Linked DNA regions of Mus musculus: region 2 is linked to region 1. A link is a contact called in ENCODE Hi-C data. All regions are on one chromosome and are shown on one strand. The core of a region is the stretch at or near the end of the contact, and the rest is flanking DNA. Distances in the headings are between cores, read along the strand shown. Region 1 holds the start of Klhdc2 (kelch domain containing 2). Region 2 holds the start of Nemf (nuclear export mediator factor).

Region 1 (3,844 bases), core at 851-3,350:
TCTGAGTTCTGGTTGGTTCAACTCAGCTGTTCTGATTCAAAACTCCTCTCCAAGCTGACTGATTCAATCTCAGTTCTTTTTTTAAAAATTTTTATGTATTTATGTATTTGTATATTTATTTATGTATTTATTCATTTATTTATTATATGTAAGTACACTGTAGCTGTCCTCAGATACTCCAGAAGAGGGCATCGGATTTCATTAAGGATGGTTGTGAGCCACCATGTGGTTGCTGGGATTTGAACTCAGGACCTTCAGAAAGCAGTTGGCACTCTTAACGACCGAGCCATCTCGCCAGCCCTCAATCTCATTTCTCTTGGCTTCTCCTGATTGCTCTGCTTGGCCTCATAACTAACTTTGGCGACATGTTCTAATCTTCTGCTCCTTCTCATTCTCTGGCTTTCTGTCTTCACCTGTGGCTAGCATGTTCTCTCTCTGCAACTTGTCTCTGTACCCTCTCCAAGTAAAGCTGCCTCTTCTCTCTCTCTGCACTGGCCCTTGAGGAGTTCCCCTTTCCTCTCCTTGTGAGCGTTGGGTACATCCTGTTCTATCAAATCTTTCTCTGATCTGCCACTATGTCTGCTATTCAACTAAACATCACTTTCAAACATGGGTGCTTCCTTCTACAAACTAACTTTACCTTCATCATTTGAGATTAAAGTGTGTGCTAAGGGTGTGTCTGTATTCCAATCAGAGTAGCCATGTTGCTGGATAAAAATCCTTCTACAATGGCCCAGGACTATTTGTAACTATTGATAGTCTCATGGAGTGACAGAAGTCTAGTCTCTTGAGGACAAGGGACAGCAGTGGCTCTGTGGTGTAGATTACCTTCATCTGGCTTCTGTGGCAAGATTCTCTGGGATGCTAACTGTTCTTGTTAACTGAAGTGTATCCGTCCAGAACATGGGTTTTGTGCTTAAAAGCTCACTCTGAGAAAGGCTCGTTGCTACACTGGGATCCCAAACTAATAAAGACTTTCTATTGCCTTAAGTTCATGTCTGAGCTGTCCTCTCTAGTGGCTATCCCCACAACACCATCAAATTTTTCTTGCAAACAATAATCACGAGGCAGTAAAATGTGTCCAAGTGCAGCTCATCTGGAATAAGGCTGATCTGTGGAGGAATATCCACTTGCATGCTCCTGACCCCTAGGGCAAGGTGATTTCCACTGTTGGACGATCAGTTGCTCACCACAAACCTCAGCTTAGTGCAAATTGGTCATTCACATTACAGCAGATTTGCAGTGTGAGAGGTTGTGGCCAACAGTGAGAGATGTCTTCTACCCGCCAAACATGAAACTGATGCTAGATTTTCTTCTCCAGTGTCATCCAGCACGAAGTGGCTGGTGGAAACGCTGCCAATCTCTTTTTGACAGTATACACCCTGGGCAGCAGCAGGAAGGCCATTTCTCTCTCTGACTGTCTCTTGCAATGGCAGTGAGGAAGGCCCCCCTCAGCACAGCACCAAGGGCACTGGACATCTCTTGCATGGCAAAATTGCCCCAGGGAGACCTGGATGAATCTGGTCAAGAAACAGAATCTGCCTGGTGGAGCACACCTTTTATCCCAGCGCTTTAATCTCAAACCCCAGACCCTTAACTCTTGTGTTTCAGCAAGTACATCTCCAGCAACTGGTGAGAGTTTCAAAGAGAAAAGCTTTTTTTGGTCGTTTTTGTTAAGTGTGTATTTTGCTCAGTATATATTTAGCAGTCCCAAAACGAAGAGAGGGAGAAAGAAAAAAAAAAAAGACAAGATGAGCAGCACGGAGAGCCACCATTTAAATGAGGAGCCTGAAGTGTTTTCCAGACCAGCCTTATTTTATGGGCGAGGAATTGGGTTTAAATAATTCGTAATTTTCATTTGGCCTCTTAGAAGCCCAGATTGTGAGTCTGGGATTCGCATTCTTTCCCCAAGGGTGGGTTGTTATGGTTTAGGAACTATCCAGGCCAGAGCACCCTGAGGCGGGAGGACGGATGTTGGGAGGACTCAGATGCCCAAGGGCCCGACTGGGAGGACTACACAGCAGTAGGACAGCACTGCGGTGGGACCGGACGACGGGAGGCTCAGCAGCGCAGGGGGCGAGAGCGCTTCCGGAGCGTGGGGACAGTGTCCGCTGCGGACGACTTCCGGCGGCGGCATAAACAAGGCCCCGGCGGCCGGAGGCGGGGCGGGCTGCGAGTGCGAGCCCCGTCGGCCGCTCTCCCGCTCTGAGCCAGGACCCGGCCGCGGCGCGGTCCCCGCGAGACCCGCAGCCGCTGTCGGCGCGCGCCCCAGCGCTCGTCCCGGAGGCGGAGGCGTAGCGCAGGACAGGCGGGTCGTCAGCGCTGGCTGCGCGCCGCGGTCCACCGCTCCGCTTTCCTTTGTCTCCCGTCTGCGGGGCCGGAGCGGTCTCGGTGGCCAGCGGTGCAGCCTCAAGATGGCTGATGGCAACGAGGATGCTCGAGCGGAGGATCTGCCGGGCCCGGCCTTCGAGAACTACGAGGCCATGGAGCTGGCCTGCCCGGCTGAACGCAGCGGCCACGTCGCTGTCAGCGATGGGCGCCACATGTTCGTCTGGGGCGGCTACAAGGTCAGTAGGGCGGAGTGGGCACGATCGCCGCCGCGGCTCTTGCTCATTCAGGAGAGCATCTTCCCGCCCTGCCCTGGTGGATTCGGGGATCCTGGGCTATTGTCACCGCTCTCTTGAACTTATGAGTCAGCCTATCCCACGCACCCCCTACGCATTGTCTTTGGAGTGAGCGGAGCGAGGTTCTGTTATTGTGGGTCGCGTAGCGGGTGACTGTGGCCCGAGGTACGGAAAAGGGTGGGGGCGAGGGTGTGTGAGAATCACTCATATACCTTTGGGCCCGGTCGCCCGGAGCTGGGGCCATTTAGCCGACAGACACTATATTCAACAATATTGTCACTGTGTGAACCAAGGCCACAGGAATCGCTTGCTCAACCTCCCCGAAGGTGTAACGGTGTCATCAACACCTGTGCAGATGCCCCCACCTATCTATTGTTTGAACGCAGGGCCATTTTTCTTAACTGGTCTCAGCTGAGAAAGGATTGCTCCTCAGTAGGCCTTACTGCGGATTTTAAAGGAAAAAATAGCCAGTGAATCCCCAGCAGCGTATGTAATTGGAGTGCAGGCCTTTGGACTTTGTGACCAAGTATCTTTTTAGTCATTTGCATTGTTTTATACCGCGAGCTGGGGAATACTGCTCAGTTACCTCCTTAAACCGCTGCTCACTGGTTCTTCTGTACTGGTTTTAGAATTCCATGATACACTCACTCTAGTTCTTGGATTTCATGTGGTGCACACTCATTTGAGCCATTTGACCTAAAACTATTTTAGTGTTAAAATGACGCCCCCCCACCCCCCTTGGGAAGTCCAGTTCTCTGCGCCTGTGGTTTGCTTAAGGACTCTAATAGCTTATAGTACTGACGACCTGATCATAGGTGGCCATTTTGAGACAACTGTCCCATACCTTGTCGGTTTAACCATTAGTTATTTTGCCAGCGTGAATTAATGCATTCTGTTGTCCCTGGCTTCCAGGAATCAGGTATTTAGAGGTCGATGTCGAGAATTCTAGAGATTAGAGAGCAGGTGTGTAGTGACTATAGTAGAGAGCAGGTGTGTAGTGACTATTATTTATTTATTTATTTATTTATTTATTTATTTTTGGTTTTTTGAGACAGGGTTTCTCTGTGTAGCCCTGGCTGTCCTGGAACTCACTCTGTAGACCAGGCTGGCCTTGAACTCAGAAATCTGCCTGCCTCTGCCTCCCCAGTGCTGGGACTAAAGGCGTGCGCCCCCATGCCAGCTGTGTAGTGACTATTATTAAAACATAAATTCCAGGGGTG
Region 2 (3,844 bases), core at 407-2,906, 60 kb after region 1:
GGTACTTGGGAGGCAGAGGTAGGCCCATCTCTTGAGTTTGAGGCCAACATGGTCTACAGAGAGATTTCTAGGACAGCCAAGGCTACACAGGCAAACTCTGTTTCAAACAACAACAACAATGAAACAACAACAACAACAACGAAACAACAACAACAACAACAAACAACAACAACAACAACAACAACAATGAAGCAAGTTCCAGGTCAGCAGATTAAGGCACATGGATCAACAACAACAACAACAACAACAATGAAGCAAGTTCCAGGTCAGCAGATTAAGGCACATGGATCAAGTCTGGGGATTTAAGTTGGATCTTACCCCTGACCCCTCATCTCACAGCAAAACTGACTCCCCCCCAGGTTGTCTTCTGACATTCACTTGAGAGCCCCAAGTTGTACCTGTTTGTTGTTTCCACCTACACAGACACACACACACACACACATACATACATACATGATAAATAGATAGATAAATGGAGTTTTAAAAATTAGCTCCAAACTTAAAATTTACCTTCATGGCAAAACTCGACGGCATCATGTTCTTAGGCCACTCAAATTCTGTTGTATGAATACGTATACCAGACTCAAGTAACAGTGTAGCTTTAAAATCAGGTCTGTTCAAGAGAAAGCCAAATTTTTCTTTAGGGAATTTGCCAAAACTTATTCTCTGAATTTAAAAAAACAAAACCTAAAATGCAGGATATATATATATATATATATATCATAATTTACCAAAAACAATCTTATAAAATATTCTTACTTTTGAAGCCGAATAAGATATGTCTTGTTATCCACATCATAAACGTTGTTTACTCTCATTCCTAGCAAGCTGAAAAAAAAAGAAACATATAACAAATCATTGTTCTTGGTTGAAGCAAAACTTTCCATCATTTATTGGTGTTGTGGAAAAGGAACTCTTCCGCTAAGATACCTCCACCGCCTATAAAGGTATCCTCAAATTAAATGTAGACTTTTAAGCACAAAAGTGGCCTGTTGATCTCAGTAACACCAGACTACTAGTGCTGGGGTGGGGTGGGGGGTGTAAATACAGTAAAATTAAGTCTAAATGACTTATTCGGAGCGGAGGAAGTAGCCGAGTCCCCGAAAATGCGACAAAGCTCACACAGCTGAATAGGCGACAAGTCCAGGACACAGGTCCAAATCTGCCCATTTCAGCTGGAAGGCCCTGCTACTTCTCTTTGGGAAGAAGGACGGGAATTCTGAAGAAGCCAGGCCGCCAGTCTGGAGCAAAGACGATCACTCCCGTTCTACCAAACGCTCGCTGCGGGACTCAGGCCACCCCGGCAAGACCTCTCGGAATCAGCGCCAGGGAGATGCAGCATCAGGCACGGTCCCCGGGGGGGGGGGGGGGGGGGGTGTCTCCCGGGGGCACCGGCCCCGGGCTCGGCCCCCAGGCCTAGAGAATCCCCGAGGCACCGGGACGACCGTGAGGCTCTCCGTCTCGCGACCACCCGGTGCCCGGCCTCCGCTCCCTCTGCTGTGAACGAGCCTGTCCACTCCCACCACCATACCTCGCATTCAGTTCCGCGAGCACTGCGCGGAGGTCAACCGTGCTGAACCGGCTCTTCATGGCTAGGCTGCGTGTCGCTACCGCAGTCCTTTCAGGGACTGAGCCGACGCAGGACCACTATGCTTCTGCGCATGAGCGCTTGGCTTGTGTCTACGGCAACCCAAATGACCCAATATTACTTATAGTGAAAGTGCGCTATTTAACCGAAGTTTGTTGTCAAATCATGATCAATTATTTTTTTCACTGTGTAAAAAAAACTCGACATAGAACTAACTACCTTCTCGAAACTGCGTCCTTTCCTTGAACAATGACCGGGTTAATCCCGTCCCCTTGTTTGGGGATTAAAATGGGTCTCCATTAGGATCCTGTAGGTCATTAACCATTAATCAGTTGCCCCAGGAAGGCGCTATCGCTCAGGATGGAAGAGCAAGGGGTCTTTCTAAACGCGAATTTGAGACTAGACAAAAACCAACGGTTGGTTTTCCCTGACTCTGACAAGCCGTAGAGATGGGTTCCTATTTTGCTGGGTACTACTCTCCGAAATAGGATTCTGCGGCATACTGTAGAATTCTCATTCAAGTTGAATGGGGTGGGGTTCTATATAGCCCGAGTTTCATAAATTCTTGGCACCTCAAATACTCAAAAATTCACTAAGTAAAGATGTCAGATAAAAATAAAGTAAGAGTTCCCATGGGAGAAGGAGAAAAAGTTCTCCTCCCACACCCCAGCGTTCTCTAAACTGCTTCAAGTTCTGCATGCTACCAATTCATACATAAATTATTCAGGGTTCAAATATACGATAGTTAATTCGTCTAAATTTTTCTTTTTAAAAGTTCTAATGTTAGTAATAAACAAATCTAAAACTAAGAACAAAAATCTACTAGTTTTGGACAGTGGAAGGTGTGTGTGTGTGGGGGGGTGGTTGTCATGGTCATTTTTGATACAGGGTCTTTCTATGTAGCCCAGGACACCTTAGAACTCTGAATTTTCTTGTCTCTGCCTTTTTGAGTGCTGAAATTACCAACACATTTAGAAACTGGAGGAATTTTAAAATCAGTGAAACATGTATTTAAAAGTTTAAAGTCATTAGCATTCACATCGCTATAAGTTCTTAGAATGGGTGACCAAAAAAGCAAAAGAAAGCAGGGAAAGTGTCAAATTTGTATATCTAAAAACATAAGGATTTTTGTAATTACTCTGCTTTTGAGACAGGGCATGCTATATAGTCAAGGTTAGTCTAAACTCACCCTATAAGCCAGGCTGTCCTCAGTCTCCCTCTGATTCCAGCCTCATTGGTATTGGAATTGCAGGTACATACTATCATGCCCAGATAGATCATAAACCTTTAATGTTGGCAAATGTGTTAATCTAGTTTCTATTGTTGTAACAAAATACCAACAGTTAAACAATGTACAAAGTTCACAGTTTTAGCAGCTGGAACTCTGAAACTGAGTAGCCACATCTATTTCAATCTAACAAGGGCAGCCCCCCTGCTACATTCCAGCATCTTGAGGGAAGCACATGGAAAGAGAGGGGGCAGTTCCGAGGTGAGACGGAAGCAGCAGGGGTGCACGCGCCAGGCTTCTTCTTATGATAGCTTCTTCATGAGTGAAACTGGTTTCTCTCAAGAACAATAGCATTTCTGATTTTTAAAGGCTTTCACCGCTACACCTGGCACCAAGCTTCCAGCACTCGAAAGGGATCTAAAACACAGCATTTTGTAGTAAGCATCAGTTTTTTATTCTATCCTAAATACAAGTAGAAGGCTAAATGTACAGCCAAAACATATACAGAGTCTTGGACATGGGGAAATTGATAGAAAATTGTAGGATATTTAAAATCAAAGTACAACCATGTTTCAGAAGAGAGCAACAGATCTGAATCTTTTTCAGCTCTTATCAGTCTTCCTCTGAGTCAAGTGTGGAGCTCTGGGGCTCATGGAGCTTCAGTGCTTCTGTAAATGGTTTCTATTACTGTTACACCAGCCATACGTGTAGAGATATAAACAATACAACGCAGTGTCTGTGCATAGCATCCAGGGATGGACCTGACTAGGGCAGTAAGAACACGAAGAAAAAGACAGACATACAGATAAAAAAGCTGGGATCAGATGGGCTGGGCCAGTAGTTCTCAACTTTCCTAATGTTGTAACCCTTTAATAGTTTCTCATGCTGTGGTGACCCCCCCCCAACTATAAAGTTATTTTGGTTGCTACTTTATGACTGTAATTTTGCTACTCTTACGAATTACAAATATCTGTTTTCTGATGGTCTTAGGTGACTGCTGTGAAAGAGTAGTTCCAACCCTCAAAGAG

The links. Hi-C counts contacts between places; a loop is a spot of excess contacts on that map.
Region 2: a map of T-helper 2 cell shows a loop between it and region 1 (3-fold over the local background). The contact joins the promoter of Nemf here to the promoter of Klhdc2 in region 1. A Hi-C loop is called at or near these places in 10 of 37 maps with a recorded cell type or tissue (T-helper 1 cell, T-helper 17 cell, T-helper 2 cell and 3 more).

Annotation. Positions count from the first base shown.
Region 1 is chr12:69,294,581-69,298,424 of GRCm38, forward strand. Klhdc2 (kelch domain containing 2) reads left to right here and starts at 2,101. Exons shown (of 13, transcript NM_027117.3): 1 at 2,101-2,567. The coding sequence starts at 2,415.
Region 2 is chr12:69,355,520-69,359,363 of GRCm38, forward strand. Nemf (nuclear export mediator factor) reads right to left here and starts at 1,657. Exons shown (of 33, transcript NM_025441.3): 1 at 1,532-1,657; 2 at 760-828; 3 at 511-613. The coding sequence starts at 1,590.